3 separate regions of the Homo sapiens genome follow, and all the other regions are linked to region 2. Evidence: chromatin contacts called from ENCODE Hi-C or POLR2A ChIA-PET data. All regions are on one chromosome and are shown on one strand. The core of a region is the stretch at or near the end of the contact, and the rest is flanking DNA. Distances in the headings are between cores, read along the strand shown. Region 1 overlaps MYLK (myosin light chain kinase). Region 2 holds the start of CCDC14 (coiled-coil domain containing 14). Region 3 overlaps MYLK (myosin light chain kinase).

Region 1 (2,918 bases), core at 317-2,816, 200 kb before region 2:
ACTCTTGCAGCTATGACGGAGATGTCTTTGGTTTGGATACCCAGAAGCAGAACCTCAGATAGGGCTTCAGAGACCCCTTCCTGCAAGTCCTCACCAACACTCACAGCAGCTGGGAATGGGCCTAATGAAGGTATACGGGTAGGGCACCAACAATGTCCACAACAGCTCACAAAGCCAGTCGTTTTACTGGGCCCATGTAGCCTAGAAAAGAGGCCTGGAGAAGTAGATGGTTTGCCATGATCTCACATGGCAGCTTAAATGGCAGATTGGAGACCATAATTTTGGTTTCCAGGTTGAGTGGTTGTCTCCATGCCTCATCGTAAATTCATGTTTTTGGTGAGGTAAGTTCTGTAGAACCAAAAGTATTCATAAGCGTCTATCTCCAAGAGACCCTAAATCCCTTATAGGTTAAAGCAATATCTGCTCCCCACTTTTGGAAAGTGTCAAATGGTTCACCAAGGTTATAATCACACCATAAGCAAGTCTTGGGCTATTCCCTTGTTTTCGTAATAGGACAGGATTGGTGCCTGCCAGGTGTGTACCTAAGACACCCCTAGGAGAGTCAGTGTGGTACAGAGAGGCTAGTATGCAAGCCAAGGCCTGCACACTCTGGGCCTGGCTTGGTGTCCTAGCTTTCTTGGGTTGTAATTCCTTCCTTGTATTAAGGAGGAAATTGCTTTTGGTATCTAAGGTTCCTCCCATCTCTGAAGTATTATGGTTTTAAATGGTGACCCACTTAGCTTCTTAGGGAAGATTCTTTCCTTTCCCCTGCATTCTCCTCTGGGTCCAACCCACAGCCTTAGTACCCTCTAATCCTCCATATGAGAAAACCAAGTAACCACAGAAGAAATGCTCACAAACATGAATAGACAGCCCTGAGTTTTCACCACAATGAGTTTTGGAAATGGCACCAAAGAGGGTCACTCTAAGGAGAGAATCGCATTCTTGACACAGTAACCACATTTAATTGGAGGTTGTATTCTTGAACAAAAGCCCGGTATCAAATAAATCAAGGGTATAACCAACAACTTGTCATAAAAATAAAGATATAGTCACCATAACCCCTATAATAATTTTAAATAGTAAAACTGTGCTCCAGCTTCATAAAATGTCCTCAAAAACCTTTATGGCCTCAAAAGGCCTTTAAAAGGAATGAGGGCTCATTCTGTGCTTGCTGAAGGTTGAGGAGAAAGCTGAGCTGCAGGCAGGCAGTCGCTTGGCCACTGCATTCTACCTGCCTGTCTCACTTGAGAGGCAGTTTCCAGAACCTGGTGCTGCCTTGAGATTTACTTAATGACTAAAAGCAAAACATCTGTTAGAGCACTAAACATTTTGGTTTTTCTCTAACATATATCAAGGGCTTTCAACTTATCCTCAGTTGCTTAGGACGGGCTACCATAGCCTGTGCTCAGAGCAGGGGCAAATTCTTTGTCCCTATAGGTCCTCCAAGACTCAAAGCAACATATCCATCTTCTCCAAGCTTGGTGAGTAGCAGAAAGGGGGTGATTGTGCTGATTCTGCAGATCTGCCGCATGTCTTTTTTGTCTGGCAGGGCCTGGCGCAATGCACACACTACAAACCCACACAGCTGCAGGGCACAGCTGCGGTGGCCCAACCGCAGATAGGTCACATGAGCAGGAAGAAGGAACTGAGGCTCTGCCCACATCAGGGATGGAGGAAGACCAGGAAGGAGAGAAAGCAGGATTGAGCTGAGGCCAGGGAGAAAACAGACTGCCCAGCAGGACACTGGGGATTGGGAAGATGCACCAAGAAGATATGAGCAGTGAGCTGAAGAATCTTTAGGGCTGGGAACAACAGACCCGAGGGGTTGCCACTGAGTATTTACTTGATTGTTAAGTAACTGAAGGGATGCTGGGAAAGGCTGGGCCTGGAGGAGGGGACATTAAGGAATTCTTCTAGATGGACATCTCCCCTAAGCTGACAAAGCCTCATTCTGCAACACTGTCTATGTATTCATGATTGTTGCCTGCCTGCCTGTAACACATTACTGTGAACTTCTTACCCTGTTACAAGTGTTGTTTCTCCTATGATAAAAGACTAGAAGAGGACTGGTGATTAAAAACTGAAAAATAGTAGGAAATAAAACCAATGGTGCTGAGGGATTAGCTGAAGAAGAATCAATCTTCTTCTGCCCCATCTCCAAGTATAAGCTCACTCAGATAATAAATGGACGTGGTTGCACAAAAAAAAAAAAGAAGGAAAACATTAACACCCCAAACAAATCAGACCACAGAAAATGTCTATAAAACTTACCTCATGGGTATGTTATGAGGGTGAAGAGTGAAGGGTGAGCCAGGGGCATGGCATGACCAAGCTTCAGAGCCTGCGTCTGTGTCAGCAACTGGCACTCAGCCCCATAAGCAGGCAGGCACTTAATTAAGGCTTTGAATAATCCCATTGCCAACAGTCAAAAGCCTTAACTGAACCCACAGAACCCATCAGGAAGAGACCATACCAACTAAAAACAGCAATTAGTGAGAGGCTTAAACTGCTGGATGCTCCCCACCCCCATGTCCAACTTGTAAACCAATGAGGACAAAAGTGCTTCCGTGTAAATAAAACCAGAATGCAGAGAATTGTTCCTCTCAATGGCTCAGCAAATGCCATGTGGGTCTCCAGGGACAGATGCTCAAAGTCTCTTTCTCTGTGATCAGCCACTCTCACTTCCTATGGCATGCTTTCTTTTCCTATGACCCGAGACATAGGAATCCCTGCACCTCGACATCTGCAAGGCTGAGGACTTGTTTCTGTCACTGAAAACACAAGGCAAGTTATAGCTCCGTAGCTGGGGGTTACAATTCAAGCCCTTCTGGACCGCTTAATCAAAAAGATCTATTTCCTTTTATCTAGACCAACCTTATCAACACATGCAACTTTTTGATTCCCTTTTAATGATA
Region 2 (2,868 bases), core at 242-2,741:
TAGGTACTAGATGTGTTCTTTGCTATTGGGGCCTCCAATCTTTTTTCATATGCATTTTTTACTTAGTCATAATACCTAGATATTTGCAATTTTAAATCCTGTGTTTTCTACTTTTAAATCTTTTTCATATTCATAAATTTTTAATGGTTGTATAATATTTCCTTCAGTGGAAGTAATATAATAATGGTCTTGGTTTGCTTCATATTTTTCACAATTAAAAAAACAAACCTGGAATAAGCCTTTCTATCTACTGAAAACAGCCTTTTTATATTTAGGATTAAAAAGAAAATTATTTGGTGAAAGGTTATTAGCAATTTAATAACCCTTGATACAAACTGCAAAGCTGCTCTCCAAAAGGAGTGTCCTAATCACAATACAGGAGAATCAGTTTGCTTTATTTTACACTTACTTCTACGAGGTTATTATCATTAAACTTTTAATTTTGCTATTTGAGAATCATATAAGCATTTCTTAGTAGTCATATCTCCTACCAACAAGTACAAGATAATACTGCCTTTGTAGAATGACTTACAGTGTGCTAAGGTCTTTCATTTTCACTTAATCCATACCCTGTGAGTTATTATTTGTGAGGTGGGAACCTAAATTTCAGAAAAGTGGTTTGTTCAAAGTCATACATCTACTAGGTAAAATGTTTAAAAGAAGAATGGACTCTGGCATCAGTTTTGTGAGTCTGAATCTTGTTTCCACAGCTGTGTAACTGCCAAGTTATTTGAATCCTCCAGCCCTCGATTTCCTCATATATAAAATAGGGATAATAGTACTTACCTCATAAGGATATCGTGACTATTAAATGAGTTATTCTATGTAATACATAAAAGCACTTACAGTAGCATCTGCCACATAAGTCCTATCTAAATGTTGGCTGCTGTTATCATTAAGATGGTGGCAAACTACGTGTTTTAAAGGGAACTAAATTTTGTTGTATGTCTACAACAACTGTGTGATCGATGTTTTTACCGGGTTCTCTTATTTAACCTTCTCAATTCTTTGAGACAGGATTTTATGCTTATTTCTGCCTATTTTGCAGCTAAGGAATAGGAAGTTCTGAGCAGTAAAAAGTAGTAGACTCTCAATCTGCAGGTGACTGAAGCTAGGAGAGGTTAAGTCACTCGACGCAGCGGCGAAGGCTGGGACTCGAACCCGGGCCTGACCCCAAAGCCGGCGCTCTAGACTAGGGCTACGACGATTTAAACAGAAACATCTAGAGACCGAGCGGCCGTGTTACGACGGGAAGATTAGGTGTTCCCTGCACCTCTGTCCCAGCACTTTAATGTCGCCGCATTGTCTTTGTCTTTTTTCGAGCAGAGTTTTACAAGTTCCTGGCCCGAAAACCCCCCTGTCCCTCTCCATCCCCACAGCGGACTCCTCAGGTCCTCAGCCCTCACCTGGCCCGGTCGAGCTCCAGACCTGACCATCTCTCGCCGCCTCAGAGAAGCCCAGACCGAGGGAAGTGAAGCCTCACGGTAAAAAGAATTAACCGCCGTGGGCTCCCGGACCTTCTTGGCCCGCCCGCCGAGCTTCCGCTTCCGGAAAGGATCCCGCCGAATGCCGCGCTTCATAGTCTCCGACGCGCCTCCACTCCCTTTCTCCTGCTCCAGGCCCAGCGCCTTGGGCGTACGCAATAGACCCCTCCAAGCTTCCCGGCTTGTCACCCACCGGCAGGGGTTGGGAGAAGCCAATAAACGGCGAACGGGGCGGGGCCAAGGCATGGCTGGGGCGGGGCCGGGGCGGAGCCGCCGAGAAAAGAGTTAAGCGGAGGTTCCAGGACTTGCGGTGGGGAAAACGGGGACGAGGACCCGCCAGCGCCAGAGGATGGGACAGGGGTAGGAGGCGAATAGGTTTCAGAAGGAATTGAGCGCGACTTTTTGGGTTTTCGCTCTTTATTTTTAGTTTGGCATCGTGTGCCTTTTGGAAGATTTTGTTCTTGATATTCTATAAAAATAAGACCTCGGGGTTGTTACCTTTGCGTGTGATGGAAATTGCAGAATTATTCCCTGTGGCCACTGATCTCAGAACGGTGTTCATTAGTTGGGATTTTGGGTTTACTTCCATGCGTACTTGTCTCCTCTTATGTTGAGGTAATTACTTTTGATGAAAAATGACACAACATTCTTAGTATTGGCATGTGCACTCATTTTAATGAGGATTTTAGTCATTGGTTTTTAAGGCATTGAGTTTTGGGTTAATGATTTAAATCAAGTTGAAGAGAGATAACTCAGTTTATTCCATTTCAACTGTCACCCAGGCAGGAGTGCAGTGGCGCAATCTCAGCTCACTGCAACCTCTGCCTCCTGGGTTCCAGCGATTCTCCTGCCTCAGCCTCCTGAAGAGCTGGGATTACAGGTGCGTGCCACCACACGCGGCTAATTTTTGTATTTTTAGTAGAGACAGGGTTTCACCCTGTTGGCCAGGCTGGTCTCACACTCCTGACCTCAGGTGATCCGCCCGCCTTGGCCTCCAAAGTGCTGGAATTACAGTGGTGAGCCACCATGCCCGGCCTCATTTCTTTTTAATGGAGAAAAGAGCTACGCTTTAAAAGTCTGTTACAATTAATGTCAAAGCCCAGGAACTAAAATATGTCCACCAAAATATCACACACTTATCCTGAGTGATTTTAGGAAATGAGTATTTCACAGATTTAGTTTTGAATTAGATCAAACTGTGAAAACCTCTCCTTTCCTTCCCCAGCCCTCACATAACTTCATAACTTGCTGACATATTCACCTGAAATTAAGGGGTTTTTTTTAGTTAAGTTGATATTTTTTGAATTCATATTGATTTTTCTTAATACATGTTTATTTTAGAAAATATAGATAAGCAAAAAGGAAAAGACCACCCATAACCCCA
Region 3 (3,025 bases), core at 43-2,542, 180 kb before region 2:
TGCCACTCAGCTTTGTTTCCATTTCAAGGCAGACAGTCGAGATAATTGGAAACACGTTAAAACAATAGGAGCCTAAGGCCTTATTAGTAGAGAGACAGACATATCTAGACAGGGCCAGCCATCTAGTAAGTAAACCATCACTGAGAAATTTTAAAAACACAGACACTTAAAGAACTTACAACAAAAAATAATTCTATTCATACAGTTCCAAATCCTCTTCTAATTTTAGGTAGTGAACACATTGATGGATTTTCTATGGTTGTGATCAGAGTGTGCACAGTGTTTGTTCTACTTTTCTTCCTACTTTGTTATTCACACGCATTTTCATTTATGGATATAGCTACCACAATGACAAATAGGTGATTATGTAATATTTGCCACATTGATGTGTTTGTATAATAATCTATCTCCTTTTGAGTACAAACTAGTTCCTTTTTTGTTATTAAAAATAGTGCTTTGGACATCTTTGTAGCAACTACATTTTTTCTTCTCCTTTAAGAGTTAAGTTATAGTGTCAAAAGCAGAATTCTTGGCAAGGCACATCAACAGTTTTATTGCCCTTGTAACATTCTGCCAATCTAAGCCCCAAGGAGGCTGAACCAATAATCAGTACTTCCAACAAAGGAAAACCTCACCTGTTTCCTCACAGCCCCAGCAGTGGGCTCTTGGTATCTTATTTTGCTAGTTTTTTAGGTGCATAAATACTTTTAAGGTATTTTGATTTCCATTTGTTTAAATGCCAGCAGAGTTGTGTAATTTTTTAAATGCAGTGTTATATATTTTCCATGCCCGGACTTTGTCTACACTTCTTTCACTGTAAACTGTGTATTCATCTTTGACCATCTGTCAAATAGAATCTGGACATTGAACTCAGACAGCTGTACTGAGTCTTCTTGCAGGCATTTTTATTGTGCTTTTAAAAAATATACAGAAGTAATTCCTGTCTACTGTTTACAAAAAATTCAAGCAATAAGAATGTGTACAAAGTAAAAGGTGAAAGTTGAGGGTATAAAATGGCTAAAGGTTTCTTTCCTTCTTTATCTTTCCCCTCCGTGCAACAGTATTACTTCTCAGCTATAACCCTTGACATAATCTTTTTTTCTTTTAATTATTTTTATTTTGCTCTGTGTCTATTTCTTGATTTAAGAATTTAGACAGCACTTAGTGGAGTCCCACAGGAGTGATGAGAAATTTCTCTGGCTTACGGTGCCTCCCTCTTCCTGGCCTTGACTTGATTTTTAGATCTTTTATTGGACATTTATAGCATAATCACTAACTCCAATGCCTACAGAGGCTGGGCAGGAAACACATGTAGGGAATGTGGGCTGGGACAAGAAATGTCACGAGGCCCTTCCTGTCCATTTCCTGCTTTCCCATTATGAATATAGACTTGGCTAGGAGAAAAGCAAGGTCCTCACTGGCAACAGGCACTTGTCCTTAGTGTTGGGAGATGCCTTGGAATGGTGGGGACTATAACGACCTGGAAACTAATGTCAGACACAGTGACGGCACCCTCTGGGCCAGTGTGGCCATGTGGAAACATTGCCAGCTCTCATTTGTAAAGAAAAGCCACTTATACACGAATCATATATGTACATTTTCCATTTGCAAATCTTTGCTCAAACTTTTTGAGAACACCACTGGCCAAACACAAAAGGTCTGTGTGCCAAATACGGCTCATGGGTTGACTTTCTTTTTTTTTTTTTTTTTTTTTTTTTTTACCTCTGTCATTATGGTTTTAAGTCACATACTTAAACCTGTTATTTGATCCATCCATTTTAGGTGGAATCTCTTTACTTCCCACTGTGTAAGATGGGGACATTAGTGTCACTATATTTTTCTCTTCCTCTGTTTTTCTGTCTCTACCTTACCATTCACCATCCCTCTACTTTCGGCTTGCCAAAACTTACAGGATTTACTTTCTGTACTGTAACTATAATGAACACTTTTGACTTTTGTCTATGGATTGATTTTTAAAAACAACAATTTTCTTATAGCAATATTATATTGTATAAATGTTGTTTTCAGACATCTGGTGTCCATGAATTAACTGTTAACCATCAGTGGCTGAAGAACTAGTTTCCAAATGCAGGTGGCTTCTGTGGATTTTCTACCTCTTGGGAGTAGTCCTATCTCCCTGAATGAGGGGGCGGACTGCAAGCCCCACATGGGGAATGTCTATTAGCAGGCTTCACATAGAGGACTTGGTCATAGTCACAGGCTTGGTCATGGAGCAAGTGGGCAGATGATGGCACATCCAACACACTTCCATCCTGTTTCTTATAAACTAACATCTACAGCAGGAGCTTCAATTCTCTCCATATACATGTTTAGTAAATAGGCTTTCCTTTAATCACCCCGACTTCTGCCCTACATCCACTCCTAATCTCCAAATCCTTTAATCTCAAATATATGGCTGAAGCCTCACCCCTTAACTGTTCTGCAGGCAGAGCTAATATGTCCTTCAATGCAATGCCAAGAAAATCTCTCATCCACTAATGTCCCTCTCACGTTTTTAGCGCAGCTATGAATGCATTCTCTTTGGACTGCTTCATGTTTATTTCGATGTCATATTTGTCAGGAAGGGAAGTTAAGACATCTGTTCAGTCCACCATTTTGAACCCAAAGTGACCACCAGCTGTTGACTATGGTAAATTTTCAGTAATACTTGCCCTGCCACTTCTCATACTGCTGCTTTCCCTTTGAGTACTTTGGAAACTCTGTGACACCTGGGCTACCAGCCACGTGGAATAGACACCTGTGGAAAATTTGGGAGCACATTCAAGCTTGCTGGGATATCAAGGTTAGCATTCTACAATGAAGATGAAGGACAAAGATTCTCTCATCAACAGATCACATTTTTCTTTGAATGAATCTTGAGAATTCACTTAATTCTCAAGAATGTAATGCCTTCATTTTATTGTGAATGGGACAACTATTTCCAGTCTATCTTCTAGCTGTGGGTTAGTGATATACAGTATGGGAAGTTGAATTATGTGTGAGAAGGCTCTCAATCAGCCCTGTC

The links. Hi-C counts contacts between places; a loop is a spot of excess contacts on that map. ChIA-PET counts read pairs that join two places held with the same protein, here RNA polymerase II (POLR2A). Pooled maps may share reads with other maps.
Region 1: a map of Calu3 shows a loop between it and region 2 (2.6-fold over the local background). The contact joins the enhancer-like site here to the promoter of CCDC14 in region 2. A Hi-C loop is called at or near these places in 4 of 168 maps with a recorded cell type or tissue (Calu3, HepG2, MCF 10A and 1 more), 12 of 37 single-sample maps with no recorded cell type and 7 of 50 pooled maps. POLR2A ChIA-PET finds 5 or more read pairs at or near these places in 2 of 52 experiments (BJ and H1).
Region 3: a pooled map shows a loop between it and region 2 (2.0-fold over the local background). The contact joins the enhancer-like site here to the promoter of CCDC14 in region 2. A Hi-C loop is called at or near these places in 1 of 168 maps with a recorded cell type or tissue (mammary epithelial cell) and 1 of 50 pooled maps. POLR2A ChIA-PET finds 5 or more read pairs at or near these places in 2 of 52 experiments (PC-9 and activated CD4-positive, alpha-beta T cell).

Annotation. Positions count from the first base shown.
Region 1 is chr3:123,755,850-123,758,767 of GRCh38, forward strand. The region is part of intron 4 of MYLK (myosin light chain kinase); the gene reads right to left. Among named protein-coding and RNA genes, the nearest start is that of MYLK-AS2, 68 kb to the left of the region's middle. Within about 2 kb of position 1,567, at least 8 of the 41 ENCODE cell types and tissues checked have a DNase peak (open chromatin) inside an H3K27ac peak, as active enhancers do.
Region 2 is chr3:123,959,738-123,962,605 of GRCh38, forward strand. It overlaps CCDC14 (coiled-coil domain containing 14), which reads right to left and starts at 1,492. Exons shown (of 13, transcript NM_001366335.1): 1 at 1,407-1,492. The coding sequence starts at 1,436. RefSeq lists a silencer at 1,500-1,810.
Region 3 is chr3:123,782,684-123,785,708 of GRCh38, forward strand. The region is part of intron 4 of MYLK (myosin light chain kinase); the gene reads right to left. Among named protein-coding and RNA genes, the nearest start is that of MYLK-AS2, 95 kb to the left of the region's middle. Within about 2 kb of position 1,293, at least 4 of the 41 ENCODE cell types and tissues checked have a DNase peak (open chromatin) inside an H3K27ac peak, as active enhancers do.